Linked DNA regions of Homo sapiens: region 1 is linked to region 2. A link is an interaction called in ENCODE POLR2A ChIA-PET data of the cell type or tissue named here. Cell type or tissue: Caco-2. All regions are shown on one strand. Links, peaks and the distances in the headings refer to the core of each region. The heading gives the core; the rest is flanking DNA. Region 1 overlaps SBF2 (SET binding factor 2). Region 2 overlaps DENND2B (DENN domain containing 2B).

Region 1 (5,375 bases), core at 137-5,136, 1.3 Mb after region 2:
TTTCATTCTGCAGATTTTATTATCTCTCAAAGTTATCTCTCAAAGTCTGTGATAGCTATATATTCATCTTTTGCTTATTTTAAGTGTTTTATATTATTTTACTTAGGCTGATTAAAAAATATTTGCACTGAACTCCATTACCTATCTCTGTTTATTAAGTTTAGATGTAGTTATAGACTAGGGAGAACAGAGAAAATTGAAAATGTGTACATTAGATTCCCCAGAGTAATTTTGTTTTTGGTTTTTACATCAGACACACACAATTTTAAATACAAGTTTATCCATCTGAAAAGAGATTTCTTGCTTATAGCCAGGTCAATTTTGTTTACACATATATTAAATACAATTTGCTAAATATAGCCAATGTTAATAAGAATAGATTCATTTTACCCTCTGTATGTCTGGAATGGTTAAGATATAATAGTTTAAAAGTTACAGAAAAATATATTAATGTTTCCTTAATATTAGGGAGAACGTGTTAACATTTAAAGCTGTCAAACAATGGAATAAACTATGTCCTAGAGAATGAGAACCCCTTACTTCACAAATTAAACCAGAAGTTGGATGGCAATTTATCAGATATACTGAAAAAGAGATTCACAGAGAAGGCTAAAACTTGATAATCTCATGGCCTGTGCCACCAGACAGACAAGAATCTTGATCTGACTCTTAACTTAGGTTATAATTTTGGTAAATTACCTAATTTCTCTAAACCTCAGTTTTCCTTGAACACAAAATACATCATTACTGTCAAGATTAAGTGATATCATGCATGTAAACTGGTTAGCATTCTGCCTCAGACATTGTAAGTGATTAATAAACACTGTTATAGAATTATGACCAGTCACACAATCAGTACTCAAGTAATGAGTAACATCTTCACTACTACTGCTATTGCTATGTAAGAGAATAATAGGTAGTTGATATGGTTTGGTTCTGTGTCCCCACCCAAATCTTATGTTGAATCGTGATCCCAAGTGTTGAAGGTGGGGCCTGGTGAAAGGTGATTGGATCATCGGGGCAGATTTCCCCCTTGCTGTTCTTATGATAGTGAATGAGTTCTCATGAAATCTGGTAGTTTAAAAGTGTATAGCACTTTCCCCTTCATTTGCTGTCTCTCCTGCCACCATGTGAAAACATGCTTGCTTCCTCTTTGCCCTTCTGCCATGATTGTAAGTTTCCTGAGGCCTCTCTGCCATGCCTCCTGTACAGCCAGACTGTGGAACTGTGAGTCAATTAAACCTCTTTTCTTTATAAATTACCGGTCTTGGGTAGTTCTTTATAGCAGTGTGAGAACAGACTAACACAGTAATTGATGAATGCAACAGAGGACACCTCTAGCCTGAGACATAAAGGATGGGATCGTAGAGGAAACAGAAAACCATTTCTGGTAGTTTTTTTTTTTTTCTGCGAGTTGGCAAATTAGAGGCTTTGTTACCATAGCTCACCCACTCAGAAATAGCAAAATAGCATGTACAGATTCACATGGTGAACTTTCATCCAAGAAGAAACATGAGAGCTAAATATAAAAGCAAAAGAATAATTGAATACTTTGAAAAATACAGTGGGCATTAGGCTACGCTGTGGATCTGTGGTGGAAAACTGTGAGTGAATCACCAGTGTATGACGGGGGAGAGAGTATCTTACAATACATATTTCTACTAAGGAACGAGGCAATCCAGGCCACTGGGGAGCTCCGTGACCCTACTGAGAGCTAGATCTTAAGTTGGAGAACAGGGAGACTGTAAGAAGGAATGGCAGTAGAAAGTGCTCCATATGCACTCCCGTCTCCAACTACTGACAGAAGGCCATTCTTGATCCAACTAAGGGGGCTGCACGAAAACCAGCCAGCCAGCACAGGTGGCAGACACTGGTTTGGAGAATCTTCAGATCAGGACTTGCAATCCAGTCTCTAGTGGGACAGGAGCCCCTATGGCCAGAACTGAGAGGTGAGAATATGTGGGCTCCAGCTTTGGGTACAGGAGTTGGGCACTACCCGTTTGCAGCATGGGACCAGGAGGGGTGTGGCCTGGGAGCCATGTTTTTGTCTCAGGGAGGGAGCTTTGAGACCTGGGGCGATGTTACAATCTGAAGAAAGACTGCTTATAACTTGGCTGGCTGTATTAGCATACCACTGGCAGCAGGCCATGGGAGGGAGCCCTGCCAGGCTGAAAGCATGGACTTCAGGCAGGTCCCACTACTGCCTGCTAGGCTGTGGAACCAAAACTACCCTTCTGTCCCTGTATTGGCTCTTTGACACAGCACCAGTTGCTCTGCTCCTCCCTCGAGCATTGCCCCAGGGGCCTGAGAACTGCTTTCTGATCCTCCTTGGGGACAGCACTTGTGCTTGGTGTTGGGGATGCCGGAGCATGGGACTGTCCAGCCTAGCCCCATTTGGCCTTGCCTCCATCAACCTGCATCTGAGGAAGAGCTTGGGAACAGGGCCCCTGGGAGTTCCACAGCCTAGTCCATCACCTAAGACATCAGAGTACCTCTGGTTAACAAAGGTCAAGCATATTGCCACCACCTCAGCTGGATCTCGCATGCTAGCGCCACCTACTGGCTGCAAGGCCAACCTGCAGAGCTTATTACATTATCTGTTGATAAAATTGCATGGGGTTTGACCACTGCTCAAGGAAATAAAAGAGGACACAAACAAATGGAAGAACATTCCATGCTCATGGATAGGAAGAACCAATATCGTGAAAATGGCCATACGGCTCAAAGTAATTTATAGATTCAATGCCATCCCCATCAAGCTACCAATGACTTTCTTCACAGAATTGGAAAAAACTACTTTAAAGTTCATATGGACCCCAAAAAGGGCCCATATTGCCAATACAATCCTAAGCAAAAAGAACAAAGCTGGAGGCATCATGCTACCTGACTTCAAACTATACTACAAGGCTACAGTAACCAAAATAATATGGTACTGGTACCAAACCACATCTATACACCAATGGAATAACAAACACCACACATCTACAACCATCTCATCTTTGACAAGCCTGACAAAAACAAGCAATGGGGAAAGGATTCCCTATTTAATAAACGGTGTTGGGAAAACTGGCAAGCCATATGCAGAAAGCTGAAACTGGATCCCTTCCTTAAACCTTATACAAAAATTAACTCAAGATGGATTAAAGACTTAAATGTTAGACATAAAACCATTAAAAATCCTAGAAGAAAACGTAGGCAATACCATGTAGCACATAGGCATGGGCAAAGACTTCATGACTAAAACACCAAAAGCAATGGCAACAAAGCCAAAATAGACAAATGGGATCTAATTAAACTAAAGAGCTTCTGCACAGCAAAAGAAACTATCAGCAGAGTGAACAGGCAACCTACAGGATAGGAGAAAATTTCTGCAAACTATCCATCTGACAAAGGGCTAATATCCAGAATCTACAAAGAACTTAAACAAATTTACAAGAAAAAAACAAACAACCTCATCAACAAGTGGGCAAAGGATATGAACAGACACTTCTCAAAAGAAGACATTTATGCAGCCAACAAACTTATGAAAAAATGCTCATCATCACTGGTCATTAGAGAAATGCAAATCAAAACCACAATGAGATACCATCTCATGCCATTTAGAATGGCGATCATTAAAAATTCAGGAAACAAAAGATGCTGGAGAGGATATGGAGAAATAGAAACGCTTTTACACTAGTGTAAACTAGTTCAACCATTGTGGAAGACAGTGTGGTGACTCCTCAAGGATCTAGAGCTAGTAATACCATTTGATCCAGTGATCCCATTACTGGGTATATACCCAAAGGATTATCAATCATTCTAATATAAAGACACATGAACACATATGTTTACTGTAGCACTGTTCACAATAGCAAAGACTTGGAACCAACCCAAATGCCCATCAATGATAGAGTGGATAAAGAAAATGTGGCACATATACACCATGGAATACTATGCAGCCATAAAAAAGGATGAGTTCATGTCCTTTGTAGGGACATGGATGAAACTGGAAACCATCATTCTCAGCAAAGTAACACAAGGACAGAAAACCAAACACCACATGTTCTCATTCATAAGTGGGAGTTGAACAATGAGAACACATGGACACAGGGAGGGGAATATCACACATCAGGGCCTATCGGGGGTTTGGGGGCTGGGGGAGGGATAGCATTAGGAGAAATACCTAATGTAAATGACGAGTTGATGGGTGCAGCAAACCAACATGGCACACGTATACCTACGTAACAAACCTGCAGGTTGTGCACATGTACCCCAGAACTTAAAGTATAATAATAAAAAACAAATTTAAAAAAATTGCATGAGGTTTGAAGAACAGACAAGCTCTGTGTGACCTCTACTACCAACACCACACCCTGGCTACTCAGGAGGACTTGAACCCATTTGCTCAACCTTACATTATGACTGCAACTAGCATTTAAGAAATCCACCAAACTGAGGCTATTTATAACCAAGAAAATCATACATAGTCTATGCCACCAAATGCACCCATAAGCAAAGCCAGAGAACCCTACTCAACATACACCACAGATGCATCCTGAAGAAGAAAAAAAGTTACCTTTCAGTAAAAGTGAATTCAAAAATAAGAAGAAGCGACTGTTACCCCATATGCAAATGTATCAGTGCAATAATACTGGAAATATTTAAAAAAACACAAGATGCTATGACATCTCAAAGAAACGCCGTAATTCTATAGCGATGGAGCCTAACAAAAAAGAAATCTCACAACAATGTACAAGAGAAACCAGAAAACTAATGCAAAGAAATTAGAAAATAAATTCAGGATATAATTGAGAAATCTGCAAAGATACATACAACTACATCAGTATCTACATTTACAGGATATGACTGAGAAATTCACCAAAGATATCTACATCCCCCTATTTATCTATAAAGCCAAACCAAACTTTTGGAAATGAAAAATTTATTGAAGAAATTCCATAATACAGTTGAAAGTTCTGACAACAGACTAGACCAAATGGAAGAAAGAATCTCAGAAACTGAAGACAGGTCTTTCAAATTAATCCAGTTAGACAAAAGTTTTTTAAAAAAGGATTTAATAAACAAACAAAGCATTTGAGAAGTATGGAACTATAAAAACAAGACTGAACCTACAAATCATAGGTACTCCTGAGAAATAAAAAAGTTTGGACACCTGATTTGAGGAAATAATTATGGAAAACTACCTTATTCTAGCAGAAGATCCAGATATTCAAATACAAGAGGCTCCATGAACTCCGGAAATTACATTGCAAGAAAGAACTCACCATGACATAGTCATCAGAATGCCTATGGTTAACATTAAGAGGGGAAAAAAAATTCTAAAATCAGCAAGAGTAAAGCATCTAGTGACCTATCAAGGAAATCCCAAGAGA
Region 2 (5,375 bases), core at 328-5,327:
GGCGAACACCACCATCACGGAAGCTGAACAGTTTACAAACAGTAGTTCTCTCCCTCTGATTGGTATCCTCCATCACATTGGCCAAAATGAAGTATATCTGGATGTGAAAGTTAAACATATTTATTTATGGCCACTGATGACCTTAATCCTGGAGACCATCTTACTTATTACTTTGGTGCAAATAAGTGATTGGTTTTGATGATAAAAATAAGTCAAGTCCTAATTCTTGATAGCATTTATACTTCCTTCCTAATCTCAAGATGAAATGTACTAGCTCTAATTTTAACTTCGCATAAGCTCTCAGGGTTGTGGTTTTAGTGATGGTGATAGGGAGTGGTATGTTAACTGGAAAGAGAGGAAGCAGCCAGTAGGCAGGGGATGATTAGCTGATGGTGACAGCAATGAAACATCCCTCCAAGGTGAATACGGCAGATGCTTCTGGAAAAAGGAAACCAACTCTAAGCCTCACTTTTACCCTTCATAAAATGGAGTTGGTCCAGCTAACTTTTTTCTTTTTGGTAGAGATGGGGTTTCTTTATGTTGCCCAGGCTGGTCTCGAACTGCTGGTCTCAAGTGATCCTCCCGCCTCAGCCTCCCAAAGTGCTGGGATTACAGGCATGAGCCACCATGCTTGGCCCTATAAATTTAAGTCTATATTAATAGCATAACATTAGTGATGGTGATGATGATGATGATGATAAAGTCAATCTTGCCCCCAGGGCATCTACGCACACTGGCTCTAGTGAGATACTCTCTACCTGTATCAGCCCAGTGCCAAGTAAAGTGCTTGGCATATCATATTGCTATATGTACAACAGAGAAGGGAGAGAAAAGGCAACCTCTGGACATTTTCTCAGGCCAGTTTTCAGGGTCCTCAGGAAGCACAGTGCTATAGGAATCAACTTGCTAAGCATCAGTTTTCAACTGTAGCAATGATCACAGTAACCATCACCATCCATGAAAACAACATTTGACCTGCTCTATCAGTTCCAGGGCAGGCCCTTGGAGAAAAGGCAAAAGATTTGTGGCATGACCAGAAACTGAAACATGTTAAAAAAACATGATGAAAAACATATTCTTTCTTTCCCTGAATTTCTGCTTTCAGGAGGGTAGACTCACTGCTCTGAAATGCTATCATGCAGTTGTATATGAGAACACAGAGCCAACTTACTAAGAAAGAGAAATGTAGTTGACTCTGACATCTGGGTGGCTAAGAAGAAAAATCCTGTGAAGATGTAACCAAGAAAGAAGCAGAACAAAATTGCTTCCAGGCCCATGACAGGGACCCTTAGTCACATTTCTCCAAGAGTGCAGCTGCCATTCTCAGAAGTGGCCTGGGAATTCAGGCATCTTGAGCTGGCACTGCTGAGAACCTCACAGGGGCGCACTAGGTTAGAAACACAGATGCCTACTCACCAGCCTCCCCACCAACTGCTCTCTCTGGGCCAGGTCTATCAGGATCAGAGAATAATTTGGGACTTGAGGAGCTGAAGGCCAGGTTAACCCTTTACACCTGAAGCTCAGGCTTGAGGACTCTCAGCATTCTGGCTTCCTGGGCTACACCATTTCTCCCCACCTCCTACAAGCAGCCCCAGGCCCTCATCTATGCTTTTAGCCTGATATCCTGGCTAGTCAGACTGCAGGGAGAGAAGACACTCCTAAAGCAGAGGAAATGCCCATGGGAATGGAGCAGAGACTCAAGCATGATGAGAGGCTTCTTTGCTAGTTCCCAGGCCCTCAATGGCAAAGTCTAGGCAGAAACTGCATGTTTAGAAAAGGAAATTGTTCAATTAGCATATACCATCCATCCAAAGTTCCTCAAAAACACAGCTCTGACAAATTATAGACAACTATCTGAAGAGTAACAATCCAGAGAAAGGAATAGAATAAGGTACCTCTGGAACTTTTCTACAAACTGCATCCAGACAAACAGGCACAGTCGCAGGCCCCGAGGGGCAGTGGAAAAACACCTGCCTTGAGTCCAGCCCTGCCTCTGACAACTGCTAGTTATGTGACCTTGCTCCAGTGAGTGTCAAAGACTCACTTTGTCACTATAACAGCCATAATAGCAATATGACCTACCTCCCATGATTGCCCTGTCTGGCAATAGAAGCTTAAAAAATGTTTGTTCTTCCAGATCACACTTCCCTAGGTATTTGGAAGACAACCTCTCCATTCCCAAGTCTGAGTCATCTTTCAGACTCCCTAGTACTATCATTCCATTCACTGACCCTATGTGAGGCACTGTGCAAGGTGCTAGGATATTAACATGGAAGACACAGTCCCTGCCCTGGAGAAGCTAACTGTGAAGGGAGACAAGAAAGTAAAAAGTGGACTCCAGGAAGGCCTCATCAGAAGGTGACATTTGGATTAAGCTTTAATCTGTTACCCACAGTAAGGGGACCTAAGGAAAAGCAAAGGAGCATTTATTATGAGACACGCTGCTAGACTTTTAAACATGTAATTATAACAGCTAAAGTTACAAGCACTTCATGTGTATTAAGTCATTTAACCCTTTAACAACCCTGTGAGGTGGGTACTATTAATATTTCACAGGGTTAGTTACACTTTACCAAGGAAACCAAGATAGAGAGCAGTTAATTAGCTTGCTCCAAGTCACACGGCTAGAAAGGGGCAGGGATTTATGACCAGGTGGCCTGCACCAGCTCTGGGCCAGGACCCTGTACTGCCTCCAACTGTCTTCTAATTTAGTTCTCACCATTCTACAAGGTAGTGATAATACAGTCTCCTTTTTTCTGATTAGGAAATTTAAATTCAGAGAAATTAAATGACTGGACCAAGATCACTCACCTAGTGAAGGAACAGAGCAGGAATGTAGACCCAGCTCTGTCTCACTCCATTGTCCACTTATTTTCTTTAACATTGATGGGGTGCTTTAAAATGCAGAGTCCCAGGCCCCACCTACTGAACGGGAATCTGTGGGGATGGGGCCTAGGAATCTGCATTTTAGTAAGCGCTTTAAATCAAGCTTATATGCCCTTAAGTGCAAAAACTTGTGTCCCACAGCATGTTCTCTAGGGACTTAATGGAGTCACGACTCACCATCTTCCCAAGAATCTGCCTAGCTATGTGCAACTAAAAGATGGCACTCAGCCCCTCTTCCTCCTACCCCCATCCCATTAGCTTCTTCCACCACACAGAGAACCACTGGCCCTCAACCACAAAGGAACGCACACACCACGGGATCCAGTGAAAGCATTACCAATGGCTCATCTAAGCCATTTCGTCAGTCTCCAGGTGTGCTCCGTCTTCCTGTATTTTGAAATTACTCTTCCTGCCACCCACCCTGATCCCTTTGCTTGCTTTCTCCTCATTTCTAAGCTCCTGGGAAAAAGAGTTTATATCAGTCATACACTGGTGGTCTGCAGAAGCAAAAACATGTCTCACTTGGCCTTCCTTTTATTTTTAAATAATTTGAATTAGTTGTCAAGCTTAAGAAAGCAGGTGAATAGAAAGAAAAATTCAGATTCTAGCTTCTTTTGAAAAATGAGAAAATTTACCATCACTGTGTGCACTCCTATATGACAACAGTGGGCCAGAGCTGAGCACAAGTGGCCCAGTTAGATGCCGCGGCTCCCTCCACCGCAGCGCTGTGCCTCCTCATCCATGGCCTCCACCTGGTCCACTCGGCTCTAACCTGACCTCCCAACCAGCAGGTAAGTGTCGCAGCTCTCTAGCCTGCATCCCAGCAGGAAGGGTTAGGAGGCACGGCATTGGCAACAGCCACACAAAACCTCCTGGACGGCTGGGCAGGAGCAGTGCAGGGCACAGCCTCCTGGCTGCTTGAAACCCCCATCAATTCCCCTCACTGCCACAGGAGGACAGACCTCCCGGAAGGCTGACAGCTTTTGCTCAGTCCAGCCTTCACCAGACAACTCTCTACCATCCTGAGTGCCCTTTCTCCCTCTGACCCGATCCCATCACCTGATCCACAGAGGCTCTCTCAAAGGTCCAAGAAGGGACCGATGAGAGGTCAGTCTCTGAAGGGAGCTCTTTCTGAGGGGTGCCCCACCTCTAAGAATGGACCTTCCTATCCTAGAGCAAAAAACCTGTCTGTCCTTGTTTAGGTGACATTTCTAAATGTCTGTCTGATACTTTTCTGCAGGCATAAATGTGGATGTGACAGTATGCCTTGCTCTTGAAGCAGGAGACAGCTGAGCCCTGAGTGAAGAGGAAGAAATGCAAGCATTTGGAGGAAAGCCTCCCATTCTGCTGAGGTTAATGTCACCACTGAGAGGAAACGTAAACATTGCCCAGCACTCTGCTTTATAGCCGAGGTAAGAAGTCAAGATGCCCGAAAATAGGAAACCTCTCAACCACATGAGAGAATTTCTGCTACATCTATGTTCCACTACTCTCCTAAGCAATTCTGCTCACGTGGAAGTCAAAGTTTAGGCAGCAGCCTAAAGGGACAGAGAAGGTGGGAATGGGAACAGAGCTCTTGTGTGTGTTCTGAGAACATGGTGAGAGCCAGGAAAGGGCCAGCAATACAGTGACAGTATAGTGACCCAACAGTGTGCAGCTGTGGCCTGATTGCCCTGGGACCAACCTGCCTACTCATCCTGCCCAGCAAACATCTCCTCAGACCCTCTTTACCTTCTTGCCAACTCCTTCCTGCACCTCTCCTCATCCATGGGCCCTGGCCAAGGACATGAGGAACAGACTGGCAGCTCCCCAGAGGAGGGCTGCCAAGAGTCTCAGCAACCAATACTGGCCCTCAGATTCTAAGGAGCTTAACAAATGCAACTAAATCAGGATGATCCTTCTCCGCATGGGACTTCAACCTCACCCTCAGCACTTGTGTCTTCTGGATCCTCCCATCAGCCCCTGTTCTTCCTGAAGCAGCAAGGCCTCCTGCTAAATTCCTGTGGAAAAGCTCCCCTGCTTCCTAGAAAGAGCTAAGCTCACCAATGCTATAAGCAAAAGGCACAGCCCCTCTCTGCCTAACCTCCCGACAGATCGACGACTTGCCTGGTTCTCTAAGGGATAAAAGGGCTCCTAGAAACATACTAAGAACCTGAGCCCCTTTCCTTCTATCTTCTCAGTGCTGCCTCCATTCTCTCCCTGCCATACCTCCCTTCCCCTGACCTGCCCACACAACCCAGAGCCGCTGCAAGCTTCAGTAACCTTAGATTAAGTTCCTTGTAAGTACCCAAACCAAGATTCTCAAAAATGTGAGCTTTCGCCTGTAATCCCAGCACTTTGGGAGGCAGAGGCAGGAGGATTGTTTGAGCCCAGGAGTTTGAGACCAGCCTAGGCAACAGAGCGAGACCCTGTCTTTACTAAAAATAAAAAATTAGCAGGAGGTTGGTGATGCACACCTGTAGCCCCAGCTACTTGGGAGCCTGAGGTGG

What was found. Peaks named below come from ENCODE experiments on the same cell type or tissue, not always from the same donor. Only the 100,000 strongest peaks of a DNase experiment are listed, where the experiment ranks them.
Region 1: POLR2A ChIA-PET joins it to region 2 with 21 read pairs; 1 of 35 experiments calls an interaction of 5 or more read pairs at or near these places.

Annotation. Positions count from the first base shown.
Region 1 is chr11:10,074,506-10,079,880 of GRCh38, forward strand. The region is part of intron 2 of SBF2 (SET binding factor 2); the gene reads right to left. Among named protein-coding and RNA genes, the nearest start is that of SBF2, 220 kb to the right of the region's middle. RefSeq lists an enhancer at 2,161-2,766. In Caco-2, for the core only: a CTCF peak has its summit at 2,559 (motif pointing left); a DNase peak (open chromatin) is centred at 2,536.
Region 2 is chr11:8,755,151-8,760,525 of GRCh38, forward strand. The region is part of intron 1 of DENND2B (DENN domain containing 2B); the gene reads right to left. Among named protein-coding and RNA genes, the nearest start is that of DENND2B-AS1, 11 kb to the right of the region's middle. RefSeq lists an enhancer at 3,696-4,196. In Caco-2, for the core only: no CTCF peak of the experiment used is centred there; DNase peaks (open chromatin) are centred at 2,230 and 2,661.